2 separate regions of the Homo sapiens genome follow, and region 2 is linked to region 1. Evidence: read pairs that join two places in POLR2A ChIA-PET (ENCODE). Cell type or tissue: OCI-LY7. All regions are shown on one strand. Each heading gives the region's core, and the rest is flanking DNA. Links, peaks and the distances in the headings are about the cores only.

Evidence for each region. ChIA-PET counts read pairs that join two places held together with the same protein. Peaks named below come from ENCODE experiments on the same cell type or tissue, not always from the same donor. Only the 100,000 strongest peaks of a DNase experiment are listed, where the experiment ranks them.
Region 2: POLR2A ChIA-PET joins it to region 1 with 5 read pairs; 2 of 35 experiments call an interaction of 5 or more read pairs at or near these places.

The regions. Positions count from the first base shown.
Region 1 is chr12:105,714,821-105,723,006 of GRCh38, forward strand. CASC18 (cancer susceptibility 18) reads left to right here. Exons shown (of 5, transcript NR_110109.1): 2 at 342-399; 3 at 7,403-7,461. Among named protein-coding and RNA genes, the nearest start is that of CASC18, 15 kb to the left of the region's middle. In OCI-LY7, for the core only: no CTCF peak of the experiment used is centred there; no DNase peak of the experiment used is centred there.
Region 2 is chr12:105,779,648-105,787,833 of GRCh38, forward strand. LOC105369960 (a long non-coding RNA gene) reads left to right here and starts at 4,276. Exons shown (of 3, transcript XR_945310.3): 1 at 4,276-4,463; 2 at 5,562-5,975; 3 at 7,710-7,797. RefSeq lists enhancers at 4,346-4,395, 4,436-4,575. In OCI-LY7, for the core only: no CTCF peak of the experiment used is centred there; a DNase peak (open chromatin) is centred at 4,604; H3K4me3 peaks cover 494 bases; H3K27ac peaks cover 1,433 bases.

The DNA of each region.
Region 1 (8,186 bases), core at 2,934-5,433:
CGTTGTACTCAAGTAGAACACCCTTTGCCCTCCCAACTCTGTGACTATTCTGACCCCCTCCCTGTCATTAAATCATACTTGTTTATGTTGAATTAGCCATTTTTTCCCTCCATCTTAAAGCTGGTGAGGTGGGACTCACTGAATCCAATGCTTCTTTGAGCTTGGACATTCTGGGTATCTATCATTCTCAAGCTGACCTTATGTATTTTTATTGTGATAAAGATACCAAAACTAAAAATTGAGACACAATGTTATGCCTCCAGATATGCTACCTTGTTTTATCAGTTCTTCAAAGTCCAGAATTAAAGAATCTCTCTGTGAATTGTCATGTCATGAGCCAGGTGAACCATACTGGACAAGTAGAGTCAAGCCTCTGTAACCCAGAGTGGGAAAAATCGGGTAAGTAAACCCCTTCCCTCTGCAAACACATCCATTTGTCTGAATAAGGCTTATTTCTATCTGATGCTACTAGAGGTACATGAAAAGGTAATCAGAAAAGTCCTCTAAATTGAGGAAAGTATTTGGAGGAAAGCAGGATGGACACATCACATATTGTAGGAATAAAATGACCCTCAAGTTCAGTTTGCAATATGCTTATAACTGGAGAGTAGCAGTTTTTTAAGGTATGTCAAGACTATGGCTAGATCTAAGTAAGACAGCAATAGAAAAAATAAAGAAAGAAAAGAAAAGAAAAGGAATGCAACAGACCCCAGAAGTTTATTCTAGTCAAAATGTGTTTTTATACATGAACTATAATTAGGGTGACAACAAAAGTTATTGCCCAAACCAGGACATGTTTGAGAGTGAAAGGGGCATTATTAATAATTGCACTGGGACAACAGGTGTAAGCCAGGACAGATGACACCCTAGCCATGGTCCTACCCCTTGCAGAAACTTCTGAGTGTTTGTGAATCAGAAGGCAGTAAATAAAGAAAATATATTTGACAGGGGCACGAAGTCTATGAACACTGCCTTCCTTCTTCTTCAGGGCAATAGGCATGAGGCAAAGGTAAGATAAAGACATGAGGAAGAATGTTAACAATAGGTAGTGTTTAAAAACCAATCTGTTGTTTATAATCTATTTTTGTTTCAAGGTAGGGTGAACTGAAGAAAAAATTCACTTAAAATGAATTTTTACATTACTAGACAAGAATGCAATTCTTAAAGAGTAAGAAATCCCAATCATAGTTTTGAAACCAGCTAGGTAGCTCTAACAGTCAGAAGTTTCCATCTGGCCCCAAAGAAGAAGTCACATTTCTGTGTTCAGGACACTTCAGGATGTTGCCACAAGGATCTCTTGACTGTCTTTGCATCATCTCAGGTTTCCTAGAGGAAAAAACTAACATTTTATTTAATCTCATAAAAATTCTGAGTGTTTCATAAATTGGCTGCTTCATTTTTACAAATATCGAAACAGAGGATCAGAGATTACCTGCCCAAGATAACCCCATTAAACACAGACGTGGATTCAAACTCACCATGTTTTACTCTTCCTGTATTGCCTAGGACAAAGGTATCAAACAAAAAACGGCAAAACATAGACTCATTCATTAGCACCTCAATGTTTATTGAGTGCCTACCTTTTATCAGACATTGTCCTACGTACTAGGGATACAGAGATGAGCCTAAAACAGTGCCCTGACACTTATATTCTAGTGTGCGAGGTGGGAAGATCATTACTGGCAGAAGGAACAGCACATGCAAAGGTTGTGAAAAGATGATCCAGATACTAATCCAGCTGTAGAGAAGTGAGACAGAGAAGGCTGGAGAGAGAACCACAGAAGAGAGTTTGTGGGGCCCTGTAAGCCCAGGTAAAGACTTCACATTCCAAGTAGAAAAAGAAATCAGGAAAATGTCACGATGTTATTTATAGCAGTGGGAAGCCTGGACTGCAGGGGCCAAAAGAAGCAGCAGAAAGACCTGTGAAGAGGCTCCCACGGTCTTCACAAATGCTAGAGATAATGGTGTTAGGTGAGAGAATTAGCAGTGGAGGTGGTGAGAAGTGGATACAGAGAGGGTGTACTCCCAAGGCCATGGGAAAGGATTTGCTAATAGGTTAGATGCTGGCCTTGGGCGCCAGAGAGGCACCAAGGAACTCCTGTTAGTGGAACCATGAATGCAGATTGGGAACAGGAGCAGGAGGCTGAGCAGGCAGGCGGGACGTCATTTTGAAGTTCTCTTCAAATGGAAGGGTTTCAGATGTTCAGGGAACCTTTGGGGAGTTTTAAGTAAGGGAGGAGAATCATTCCATTTTCCTTTTGGAGAGATCACTCTGGTGGCAGTGTTTGGAATGGATTAGAGAAAGGAGGAGAGGAGAAGCAGTGAAAGCAGCTGGGAAATTAAATGCTGAGTTAGGTAGGGGATTATGAAGGCTTGGACTGAGACAATGGCCGTGGGGATAAAGAAGAGAGGCTACATTTGAAATATTTATGGGGCAAGGGAGTTAATTAAAAAACAGTGGCTTATTAGATGTGAGAAGAGAAGGAGAAGATTAAAATAGTCTCCCTTTCCTGAACGTTCTGAAGTCTGGGAGGTTCAAGAATCTCAGCAAATCCCAGATTTTCTTAAAGGGCCAGTCAATGTAAATTAATGAATAGTTTTTAAAAAATCTTCAAAGAAATATAAAGAGTTTTTAAAAGAGAGAGCAGAGGCAAGGTATTCCTTTTTGTATTGGACATTTTTTTATATCGGGTCCAGAATTTAAATGTATACCAAGAGTTTGAATTGTAGTGATCATTCTGTTGACTCTGTATACCATAAATAAGTGTAGCCATTATATAGGGTGGCACTTTAACACTCTAACGTGTTGTCTGTCTCAAGAGGTTGCCTTGGAAGTTTATAGTCTGAATGTAATGATGCTGCCCATCATTTCTGCAAATTTTCTACCCTTTTTGAAGGAGGTTATTTTTAAAGTCAGCTGGGCATTGCATTAGAAAGAATTCCCACTACTTTGGCCACCAACCTAATTTTTACTTTAAAATAGAAACACCCTGGCCAGGTGCTGTGGCTCATGCCTGTAATCCCAACACTTTGGAAGGCTGAGGCAGGTGAGTCACTTGAGGCCAGGAGTTTGAGACTAGCCTGGCCAACATGACAAAACCCTAAAATTACAAAAATACAAAATTACTACTAAAAATTACAAAAATACAAAATATAGCCAGGTATGGTGGCATGCGCCTATAATTCCAGCTACTTGGGAGGCTGAGGCAGGAGAATCTTTTGAACCCAGGAGGCAGAGGTTGCAGTGAGCCGAGATCACGCCACTGTACTCCAGCCTGGGCAACAGAGTGAGGGCTCAAAAAAAAAAAAAAAAAATAGAAACACTCATCTCCATTGTCCACTTTGTTCACACAACTTGACTGTTTCAAAAAGTCATGTCAGTGTACAAAGGATGAAAATTTTCTTTACTGAGGTTATGTAGGACGCTGTGCTGCAGGTTCTTAAAGCTGTATGGAACCACGGTATCAAAGTTTCCTCTAAGTCATGGGGGTTCTTTCTGGTATCTGGGCCTTTGGGCTTCTTCTGACTTCAGGGCTCTTCCTCCCTCCCACCTTTATTTTCACAACTTGTCTTTCAGAATCAGTTGAGCTCTGTGTCCCTAGAATTCATCCTCAGACCTCCAAGGCCGTATTGTTTGTCCTGTGCACTCCTGGGCCTCCAATGTTTACCTCTGTCCCCACCATATTGCAATATTCTATTGGCTGCTCTCACTACTTATCTGTGATCTCTTAGAGAATTGGAATTGATCTCTTCATAGCCTTTAGCACTTAGCATAGGGCCTAAGTGCTAAATCAATATATATGCTTAATAACTGAATAATGGCTAGCTCTAAGGATTAAAACAATGTTTTTCCTTTTTTTTAAAAAAAAGCAACCTCAAAACAGTTAATCTAAACTCTCTTGGTAACAACTTTAGCCAGGGAGTACTCGTTTGGAGGTACATACATACTCTGACATCTGGGTGTCTGAATTATTTTATTGGTCATATAGAATAATAGGAGTCCATTTTAAAGATACATTTTTAATTGGCATATCTCTAACCACAATAGCAGCAGCGACTAATCTTAGGCAACTGGCTTTGCACCAGCTCCTATGGCAGAAACCACCAGTTATTCCTTACTAACAGAACCCCCATTTCGTTGACAGTAATGATGCACATGTCTACATGCTTTTTTGAATTGGCTATGGCCTTGTGACCAAGTTCCAGCCAGGGAGCTGGAACAAAGATGTTGAGAAGGACTTCCAGAGGGCTTCCTAAAAGGCAGACAGACATTCTAGGAAAGCTCTTTTCCCCATTCTCAATTGTCTTAGTCCATTTGGGCTGCTATAACAAGATGCTATAAACTCAGTGGTTTATAAATAATAAATTTGTTTCTCACAGTCTGGAGGCTGGGAAGCCCAAGATCAAGATGCTGGCAGATTTGGTGTCTGGTGGGGTCCTATTTCCTGGTTCATAGACAGTGACTTCTCCATGTGTCCTCACATGGAAGGGGCAAGGGAGCTCTTGGGAACTCTTATAAGGGCACTAATCCTATTCATGAGGCCACCATCCTCATGACCTAATCACCTCTCAAAGGCACCCCTTCCTAATACCATCACCTTGGGGTTAATGGTTCAACATTCATATGTTGTAACATATGAATTTGTGGGGGGACATAAGCATTTGGTCAGTCACACTGGTACTTACACTGAGCCATTTTGGATCATAAGATTACCTAGAAGGAGCAGTCTGTCTCTAAGATGCCAGAGCCAAAAGAACAAATTCTGAATCCCTGTGAAGTCATGGAACCAACATCTTAGCAGCAATCTGCTATCTCCAAACATTAAAAAAAAATTTTTTTTTGAGACAGTATGTTGCTTTTTCACTCAGGCTGGAGTACAGTGGTGCAATCATAGCTCACTGTAACCTCAAACTCCTGGGCTCAAGAGATCCTCCCACTTCAACCTCCCAAGTAGCTGGGACTACAGGTGCATGCCACCACACTGGGCTAATTAAAAAAAATTTTTTTTTAGAGATGGGATCTCACCATGTTGCCCAGGCTGGTCTTGAACTCCTGGCCTCAAGCAATCCTCCTGCCTTGGCCTCCCAAAGCACAAGGATTACAGGCATGAGTCACTACTCCCAGCCTGCAGGTGTCTTTGCATGTGGAAATGAAGCCTTGTGCAGTTAAGCTGTTGTTATTTTGGATTTTCTATACCAGGCAGCTACACTTATTCCTAATGAGCTTAGGTGTTTTACAGAGAATATTTCAGTTAACCTTTACCGTACCCCTGTGAGTTAGGGGTTATTGTCCCCACTTTTCAGTTGAGGAAATTGAGATAGCAGAGTTGAGTTTGAACCATGACTGCTTGACTCTAGATCCTGTTATTATATGAGAATGGGCCTCCGTTTTGAGTGATTTAAGCATCTCCACCTATATGGAATTGTTGACTTTATACTTTCCTATACATTTCTTTAGATCACTCTTCTTTTTATCTTCTTTCACGTGTTTTCATGTCATCAGAATTTATGGTTGGACAGGAAACCAGAAGGACTTTGTTTTTAAAGTTTTTGGCCCAAAGAATGAGGCCAATAACATGTGGCTCAACCAAAGGGCATGTTCTATTACTCTCCGAGCATCTGTATAGTTGGGGTTTGTTTTAGAGAGACACTGACACTTCCTTTGTCCTGCTTCATCTTCATGATGCTCTGAGAGCAAGACAGAACGACTGATGTTTCTGTTATTTAATGAGTGAGAAGACTGGGCCAGTCTAAGGATGTTGACCACTTTTCATTGTGTACGCAGGGTCCAATACCTGAAGTCACTCTGTCCTGTCTGGGGACTTTTGGAGACCACTGTAGTCAGTAATACACTGGAAGAATTTTAGAACTCAGGAGAACCTCTCTAATTTCACTCTCTCAATATATTTCTTTTAATTCAATTCTAATTATCAAAACTTATATAAAATATTTATACCAAGAATTTTAAAGAGCTCTAAAATAATCAAAAAGGATAAGATTACAGGTAATTTTTTACCTGTTTGTTGGGGTTGTGAAAGGGCCATGATGCAAACTTACTTTATCTGGACTTCAACTGCCACATCTTATGCATTTGTGAAGAGATAATTCAATTTCTAATAAATATCTCCTGGATTCCTTTATAAGATATTTAGCTTAGCCATGTCGTTCCCTTTCATCTAGTGAAACTCACTCTAGCTCTTAAGAGGATCATGTCATTTTGCACATCAGTGAATAGCCTCACATCTCCTGTTTCTACTCACAGCAAACACCCTTGAGGTTAGAGCTTGATGGTTAAACACAAAGAGTCCCAATGCCCTAAGATTCCACAGACGCCTGTTGAATTACCAGGATGCTCATAGACTGCAAATACTTAACAAAAGGAGTTTCTCCCCCTTGACACCCCCCTCACCCTCGCCCTCAACACTCTCACTCCCACCACAAGTGAAAGAGAAAAAAAATCCCACTTCAAACAGTGCACCTGGCTATAATCTTTTCTACTTCAACTAATTGCGATTTCCAGTGGCATGAGGTTGGGGGATGGGGAGGGAGTGGAGACTTCACTGGCTAGTAATGAAGTATCAAACCACAAAATGATTTCATACGGTCGATTGTTCCATTCCAGGGCAGCCAACATCTTACATTAATTTTCAGTTGCAGGAACTATAGTTCTCATACAAAGAAATACATTCCTAACAAGGTACAGGAATTAATTTTCAAAATGGCCTTAATGCAAAAGCAGGCAAAGAGTTTCAAGTTGTTTCAGAGTTTCAGAATGACTTTTACAGATGTCTGAAAATCACTCAACTTCTGGACTTTTAAAAAGCATTAATGCTCTTAAAAGAGGCAAACCCCAGTTTTTATAATTGACCAAGTTTTGAATTACACTTTCATGTTTGTGACTATTTGTATAACATCTGTCTAGCCAGATTGTACATGTCATGTGGACAGAAACTTTGTCTATTTTTATTCACCACCTTATCATCAGTATTCAGCAGAGTGCCTGTAGCATAGCAGGTGTTCAATAAATACTATTGATTTCATGAATGAATGAAATCCCAAGGCTATAGATAATTCTTTAAGTGTTTGCTATAATAATATCCTGTTGCCAGATGGCCAGAAGGGAAGAGACAGAAGGAAGGGAATGTATAAAATTTTATAAATGTTATTGTTTATAGAATGCTTTATGTAAGTGGAAATATTTTCACACATAGTAATAATAATGGTGATTATCGGTAGCAGTAGAGTTATTATTAGTAATAGTGAGAGTCATAGGGTGTGGGGTGTGGTAGTAGCCTTGAGTGATTATTATATGCCGGCTGTTGGGCTTAGCTCTTTGCATGAATCACATTTTATATTCACAGTTCTCTGTAGGGTAGTAATTTATATTATCCCAATTTCACAGATGAGAAGACTGAGGCATGGACACATAAATAACTTTTTCAAAGTTCCAGGATCACATAGGTAGGAAGTAGCAGATTTTGAACTAAACTTTATCCCATCTGTAGCCTATTTCCCCCTTTTTCCCTTTCCTTTTCCGTTCCCTTTCGTTTTCTTAGAATAGCATATTGATGGTAGACATTGCGGTTTGGCTCTTTAAGCGTCTATCCCAGGTCCCTTCTCCCTGACTTTCCTAACCTATGAAACTAGAAAGCTACACACTTTATTTCCCAGCATCCTCTGCACAACAGCTGGCCATGTGACACAGTTTGGGGCAAAGAGTTAGAAGTGGAAGTCAGCAGAGAGAGCCCGTGACTGAAGACTTGGAAAAGCTCTTGATTTCTCAAAAAAAGGGACAAGGTAGCTAGCATTCCCCCATTTCCCATCTGCTTCATTCATTCTTGAATGTGATATTTGTCTGTCAGGGGGTGCAGAAGCCCTTTTGTAACAATGAGACTGAGAGAATCACAGGACAGTCAGCCCCAGCATAGTGTGCTGGCTGCACCAACCCCAGTCACACTTTACATGCTGATGTCTTATTACGTCAGGTAAACAAACCCCGATTTGTTTCAGCCATGGTGAATCTAGCTTGCACGATTTGTAGTTAAAATCATTACGGCAGATGCCAACATGCATCTTCTAAAGTTAAGGCTGAGACTTAGGAAGCTGCTTCAGGGGCAATGGGAGGAAACTGGCTTTTGGCCATGAAACAAAAAGTAATCTCACTTGTCTTGATGTTGAATCTTGCA
Region 2 (8,186 bases), core at 3,646-6,145, 66 kb after region 1:
AATATCCTTGATGAACATTGATGCAAAAATCCTCAATAAAATACTGGCAAACCGAATCCAGCAGCACATCAAAAAGCTTATCCACCATGATCAAGTGGGCTTCATCCCTGGGATGCAAGGCTGGTTCAATATACTCAAATCAATAAATGTAATCCAGCATATAAACAGAGCCAAAGACAAAAACCACATGATTATCTCAATAGATGCAGAAAAGGCCTTTGACAAAATTCAACAACCTTTCATGCTAAAAACTCTCAATAAATTAGGTATTGATGGGACATATTTCAAAATAATAAGAGCTATCTATGACAAACCCACAGCCAATATCATACTGAATGGGCAAAAACTGGAAGCATTCCCTTTGAAAACTGCCACAAGACAGGGATGCCCTTTCTCACCACTCCTATTCAACATAGTGTTGGAAGTTCTGGCCAGGGCAATTAGGCAGGAGAAGGAAATAAAGGGTATTCAATTAGGAAAAGAGGAAGTCAAATTGTCCCTGTTTGCAGACGACATGATTGTATATCTAGAAAACCCCATTGTCTCAGCCCAAAATCTCCTTAAGCTGATAAGCAACTTCAGCAAAGTCTCAGGATACAAAATCAATGTGCAAAAATCACAAGCATTCCTATACACCAACAACAGACAAACAGAGAGCCAAATCATGAGTGAACTCCCATTCACAATTGCTTCAAAGAGAATAAAATACCTAGGAATCCAACTTACAAGGGATGTGAAGGACCTCTTCAAGGAGAACTACAAACCACTGCTCAAGGAAATAAAAGAGGATACAAACAAATGGAAGAACATTCCATGCTCATGGGTAGGAAGAATCAATATCATGAAAATGGCCATACTGCCCAATGTAATTTACAGATTCAATGCCATCCCCATCAAGCTACCAATGCCTTTCTTCACAGAATTGGAAAAAACTACTTTAAAGTTCATATGGAACCAAAAAAGAGCTCGCATCGCCAAGTCAATCCTAAGCCAAAAGAACAAAGCTGGAGGCATCACACTACCTGACTTCAAACTATACTACAAGGCTACAGTAACCAAAACAGCATGGTACTGGTACCAAAACAGAGATATAGATCAATGGAACAGAACAGAGCCCTCAGAAATAACGCCGCATATCTACAACTATCTGATCTTTGACAAACCTGAGAAAAACAAGCAATGGGGAAAGGATTCCCTATTTAATAAATGGTGCTGGGAAAACTGGCTAGCCATATGTAGAAAGCTGAAACTGGATCCCTTCCTTACACCTTATACAAAAATCAATTCAAGATGGATTAAAGACTTAAACGTTAGACCTAAAACCATAAAAACCCTAGAAAAAAACCTAGGCATTACCATTCAGGACATAGGCATGGGCAAGGACTTCATGTCTAAAACACCAAAAGCAATGGCAACAAAAGACAAAATTGACAAATGGGATCTAATTAAACTAAAGAGCTTCTGCACAGCAAAAGAAACTACCATCAGAGTGAACAGGCAACCTACAGAATGGGAGAAAATTTTCGCAACCTACTCATCTGACAAAGGGCTAATATCCAGAATCTACAATGAACTCAAACAAATTTACAAGAAAAAAACAAACAACCCCATCAAAAAGTGGGCAAAGGACATGAACAGACACTTCTCAAAAGAAGACATTTATGCAGCCAAAAAACACATGAAAAAATGCTCACCATCACTGGCCATCAGAGAAATGCAAATCAAAACCACAATGAGATACCATCTCACACCAGTTAGAGTGGCAATCATTAAAAAGTCAGGAAACAACAGGTGCTGGAGAGGATGTGGAGAAATAGGAACACTTTTACACTGTTGGTGGGACTGTAAACTAGTTCAACCATTGTGGAAGTCAGTGTGGCGATTCCTCAGGGATCTAGAACTAGAAATACCATTTGGCCCAGCCATCCCATTACTGGGTATATACCCAAAGGACTATAAATCATGCTGCTATAAAGACACATGCACACGTATGTTTATTGCGGCATTATTCACAATAGGAAAGACTTGGAACCAACCCAAATGTCCAACAATGATAGACTGGATTAAAAAAATGTGGCACATATACACCATGGAATACTATGCAGCCATAAAAAATGATGCGTTCATGTCCTTTGTAGAGACATGGATGAAATTGGAAACCATCATTCTCAGTAAACTATTGCAAGAAGAAAAAACCAAACACCGCATATTCTCACTCGTAGGTGGGAATTGAACAATGAGATCACATGGACACAGGAAGGGGAACATCACACTCTGGGGACTGTTGTGGGGTGGGGGGAGGGGGGAGGGATAGCATTGGGAGATATACCTAATGCTAGATGACGAGTTAGTGGGTACAGCACACCAGCATGGCACATGTATACGTATGTAACTAACCTGCACAATGTGCACATGTACCCTAAAACTTAAAGTATAATAATAAAAAATAAATAAATAAATAAATAAAAAGAAAAAAAATCCAATATCACAAAGAAAAAGCAAGTAGAAGGCGTATGATTAAAATAGATTAAAGATACATAATTTAAAGCAATGCATAAATTTTTATTGCTTTCTGGTTTTGAAAGATAGCAATATGACATTTGGAGAAAATGGGGAGGATTTGAATATGACTTGAATGATAGATGATATTAAGAAATTATTGTCAATTTTTTTAGAAGTTAGAGGGATATTGTTGCTATATGTGTAAATGTCCTTATTCTAGGACCTGTATTCTAAAGTTTTTAGGAGTGAAGTAGCATGCTGTCTCTAACTTATTTAAACAGTTCAAATATATATATATATATTTAAATTTGTGTCTGTACATGTGTAGAGAAAAGAGAGATGGTATATTTGGGAAAATGTTAATAGATGTTGATAAGATTTGTGAATTTATCTTCACTGTATTTTTTTAATTTTTCTGTTTGTAATTTTTCATGACAGTGAGAGAAATTTCTACTTTTGTAAAAGACTGATTGCAGCATTAAAGATTGTGTAGTTTTTTTATTTCAAAAAATATATATATATATATCTCCAAAGATTTTCAGTCTAAAATCGGGTAGAATTATGGCAGAAATATATGTTTTTGTTGTTGACATTTCATTTTTCATGATAGGAAAAAACATGCTATTTTTTTTGGGAGGGGCAGGGAGAAACATTCATTTTATAGCAAGTTAGGTGGGAAAAAGCACCTGGGGACAAAGGAAAAGCAATAGGTTTCCACCTTGATGATCCAAAAGTGAGTTATGAAGGCTCATAGAATGATCATCATCAGAATTGTTAGGAACCTCAGAAAAATAAGTCCAAATCCCTTATTTTTTAGGCAAACAACAGGGACCTGATGATTGCAGAGACTATTTTTTCATTTTTATTTTTATGGGCACATAGTAGGCATGTATATTTTTGGGACACATGAGATATTTTAATACAGGCATACAATGCATGATAATCACATCAGTGTAAATGGGTATCCATCACCGAAAACCTTTATCATTTCATTCCAATTATTCTCTTTTAGTTATTTTAAAAATGTATGATAAATTATTGTTGACTGTAGTCACCCTGTTATACTATCAGATGCAAAATCTTATTTATTTTATCTAACTATATTTTTGTACCCATTAATCATCCCTCTCATTTCCCCACCACCACCCCGACTACCCTTCCTGGCCTCTGGTAACCATCATTCTACTCTTTACAGAGACGTTTTAAAAATTTAATCAGGACTTCAGGTAGAGAAAGAAAAGGCACCTTTCCCCTTCTTCACTGTGCAAATCACAACATCCTCTGTTTTAAGCAGCTCTGGCTACTATAGCAAAATACCATAGACTGAGTGGCTTATTAAAAAAACCAGAAATTTATTTCTCACTGTCGTGGAGGCTGGAAGTCCAAGACCAAGGTGCCAGCATGGTTGAGTTCTGGTGAGAGCCCTCTTCTTGGTTGCAAAAGGGTACTTCTGTGTCCTCACATGGTGGAAAGAAGGCAAGACAATTAGTTCTCTGGGGCCTCTTTTGTAAGGGCACGAATACCATTCATGAAGGATCCTTATGACCTAATCAACTCGCAAAGGCTCAGCCTAATACCATCACATTGGGGGTTTGGATTTAAACATATGAATTTCGGGAGAACACAAACATTCCTTCCATTGCATCCTCCTTCCAACACTGACTCCCACAACTCATACTGCACCTACTACTAAATCCACTACTTTGAATTTGGATGGGTGCTGGCAGGAGGGACTGAGGGGGATCGGAGCGCTAAAAGGGGGCATAAGGGAGAGGGAAGCTGAGACAGTCAGTACTTGCAGAACAGGTGCTTCTCTTTTAGATGTGGAAATTCAAGCCACTGAAAAAAAATTTAGAAGAGACCTGTGGAACAGTGGACTTCTGGGCTGACCCAAGCACAGACTGTACACATCAGACAATTTGGAAAGCACCTGGCAGTCACTGTGGAGAAGGATCTCTGATGTAAATATTAAGCAGTAGCATTATTACTGTTTATATTTATAGCATAGTTTCTAAAACCAGCAGCCAAAGAGTTCAGCGGAACTATTTGAGAATGAAGGCAGGAAATCAACTTGTAAGCATCATCAAAACTTTGTCAGTTTCCTCTTCCTCTTTTAGGCTGACAACATGGTTTTTGAAAGGATGAGAAAGCACTTAGAGCGGTTAGGTACTCCAGATGTTAGATCACCTGCTCCAAGATTTCAGCTGAGACTTGCAAATTTGTTTCATCTAAATTTCTTAAGCTAGTTTCAAGCCTTGGTCCCTGAGGCAGAATTGAAGACTATAAAAATAACCCCCGGTACAACTCCCAGGCTGGAAGACAGATGCTGCAGGCAGAAGTGATTTCCATAGTTAGAACTGCTTCTACTTTGGGGCTGCCCCAGAATTTCCGGAAATGATTAAGGAGATCTGAGGGACCACAGAGATCAGCAGGAGCAGTTTTTTTTCATTTCCCTGAAGTATGTTTTGGGTATGTTGGTGGATGATGGGAAGGGTTTGTGGGACAGTTGCCAATGGCACCAGGAAGCAAGGAGCCAGCTCCCAAGTCAGTGCTGCCTGGTGTGAGAATACCCCATGGCTCCCTTCTGCATGGACAGGCCTGGGGTTGAGTGTACCGGTGACTGGGAAACACCACAACTCCCTCTGCCCCGCTCTGCGAGCAGTCACACACTTGCAGCTCAGGAAAGAACTCCAGTAGGTGTTTTCATCTTCCTTGGAGCAATGAGTGTTCATGTCCCATGCGCAGCTGTAATCTACAAGCATGTCAAGTGGGGTGTGTGTGTGTGTGTGTGTGTGTGTGTGTGTGTGTGTGTGTCATGGGAGAGATAGCTCATGTCATCTGAGGACACTTTGTTCCAACTTTGGCCTTACTTTGTTCTTGTGTCAAAATGTATGGTCTAAGACCCCAAAACACCACCTGGTGAAGATTTATCCCCTAACCTTAGGGACCTTCTGTACAGTAGCACATCAGTAATTTGCAGAAAATATTGTGAGCCCTTGATCCAAAGGGAGCAGAAGTCCGACTCCTTCCTTGTCACCTATCCTCTCTCTCTCCTCCAGTAGCTTGCTGCCGGTCCACTGATGATGCTCACCTGCAGGACTCAGCCCACCCAATTTCTACCTGGATCTTGTACTGGGGTGTGGGTGCCCCCCGCAGGATTGCTTCCCCCAGGGGTCTGTGCTGAGGTACAAGATCACCAGACTTACCTAGGGCAAATGAAAGAAGTACAGCCAGGCAGGATCTGAACTGTATTGACCAGGGAAGTGAAAGTCAAAACTGTAGAGGTGGTTCCAAGCATCAAGTTTGGTGAAGGATGAGGTGAGATGTCAACAGCAAGATGCATCAGCAGAGCAGAAGGAAGAAGGAAGCAGAACCCAAGGCAGCTTGAGGCAAGTTGACCAGAAGAGAGGATATGAAATGGATGGACGTGTCAGAGGTCCATTTCTACTTGACGGAGACAAATCCTCAAGGAGGTAGGAGGGAGCGGGTGGTTGGTAAACCAATTCCTTCCATAAGCAGCTGCATCAACAGCTTCCATCTTGCCCCTTGTTGGGTTTGGAGTTGAATCAGGCTCCCAGTCCCAGAACTCGGGGGCATGACTGTGGACTGTTTCAGCTCCCATGAAGACCCTTGGACTCTCCTGGCTGCCAAGTAGATCCAGGACTTTTCTACTGGAAGCAAGCTCTGATATTCAAATCTTAGCTCTCCCAGTGCCTAAGTGGACCCAGGCCATACGATGGTCTTCTGTCTAAACATCCCCTCTAATTCTGAGCCTTTGTGCTTAGTGTCCAGCAACTCCAGCCAGCCTCAACAGGGCCCTCCTGTGATACTCGACTTCCCCATTCCCTGGGGACTGGATTCTGCATTTGATGACCTGACTTCTGGGACGTGTCTTTCTGTATAATTTCAGGTTGAGAGTCTTTGGCTCTATCTCAATGACTCCTGAGTAAATGGCAAGAATTTCCTGCAACTGTTCCTCACTCTTCTGTTGGGCAGCTTCCAGAATGGGATAAAATCATTATATAGTCATCTACAAGGCCTGAGTATCCTCTCTGGCTGGCTTTTAATTAGTAACCCCACCCATGCTGGATTTATTGAGTAGATTTTTCCCCATTCTCCTCCATCTGCATGTTGTTGAAAGTTTAGGATGCCTTGGGCCCAAGCCCATCCAGGTGAAGTAATTTATAGCCTACTTTCATCTACTTCTTTTTGTAAGCACAGGCTCCAAGCCTCCTGAGAGCTATATGTTTTTAATATTTCATGGATAGTAGAATGAGTAAAGTTCTAGCTGTCTGGGGTTTCTTCTTTGTGAAATCCAGCTATCCCAGTTGTAGACTGTGGAGAGAGTATCAAGTTAGATTAAATTTTAAGCAGTATCCACATGCTAGCACCTGGAGAGTTTGCCAGTAACTACAACTGAGAGAGTCATACAAGGAGAACTTCCCAGCAGCTACTCTCTGCCTTAAAATGTAGAGCCATCCTAGAGGATTCATTATTTTACCTCCTTACTCAACGAGTCATTTCACAGGGCTCAGGAATCTATAGGAGGGTTAACATTCACTCCCTAAATCCAAAGAGCCCTATGGGAATCTCAAAAAGGGAAAATAGTCCATGGAATAAGGCAGGTATGTATCTGCTTCTGGCCTGCGTGTGTGGAGGATGACAGTAGGCCCTGAATTTACCTTTCTGTGATGGACACCCCTTAGGTTCTTATGGTTCATAAATCCATACAATCTACTGTGGAAGAGTTTGAGGAATGGGTTGATGGAATAACTCCGACTGTAAACTTGCCTCTCTCTCTGCTCACTCAATTACGTAGAAATAGGCTATCAGCCAACCTCAACTGTTCAGAATATGACCCCAAACCAGAGACTACCACAAAGATAGATGTACAATCACTTTATAGGTAGGGATTCCAATTCTTCAGTGAGTTTATTGTTTTTCTTTCCAGAATAGGTAAGAATCTTTTTTTTATTTATTTCATCTAGAGACACATCTACCATATTGCCCAAAGCACAACTGGCAGGAAACAGAGATTTTTCTGGATGATACTAGCAGAATTAAAATGCTTCTTTTGGTAATGTCCACCTATTAAAAAATGTCAGTAGCCCACTCACTGGAGCCATCTAGAAAAAGTTGTCCCCTTCCACAGAATAGCCTTTGCTTTTTAAAAGTAATGCTTTTTTTTTTTTTTTTTCTGTTTACAGACATTGTAATTTCCTTTGAAATATTGGAAAGCAGCAATCATGTGGACTGTAGAGTAAGACGGGCCAGGATGGAATCCCAGTCAGGCTTCTCTGTGACCTAGAGCTCCTGCAGCCCATTAACCTTCCTTTAATTTTCTTTAACACTGGGATAACAACCAGAAAGCCATAGAGCTATTGAGAGGAGCTAACACAGGTAATCTGGCTCTAGGAAGACTCAAGGATTACTTGTGGAATTTAAACAAAGTGAACCAGATCTTAATCCCAGTGTATTTTAATTCCAAGTTTGGTTTGTTTCTCCCTGATGAGTTACCACCAACCCCAATGAGATTGACAGAAAATGCTCTTTGGTTACTTATTCTTCCAAATATCCTTTCCTTCTCTTTAAAAAATATAATAACACATCTGGGATATATTATATGGTGGTATATATTTCAGTCTATGTTTCTGCTAATGCCTTAGTAAATAGAAAACGCATGA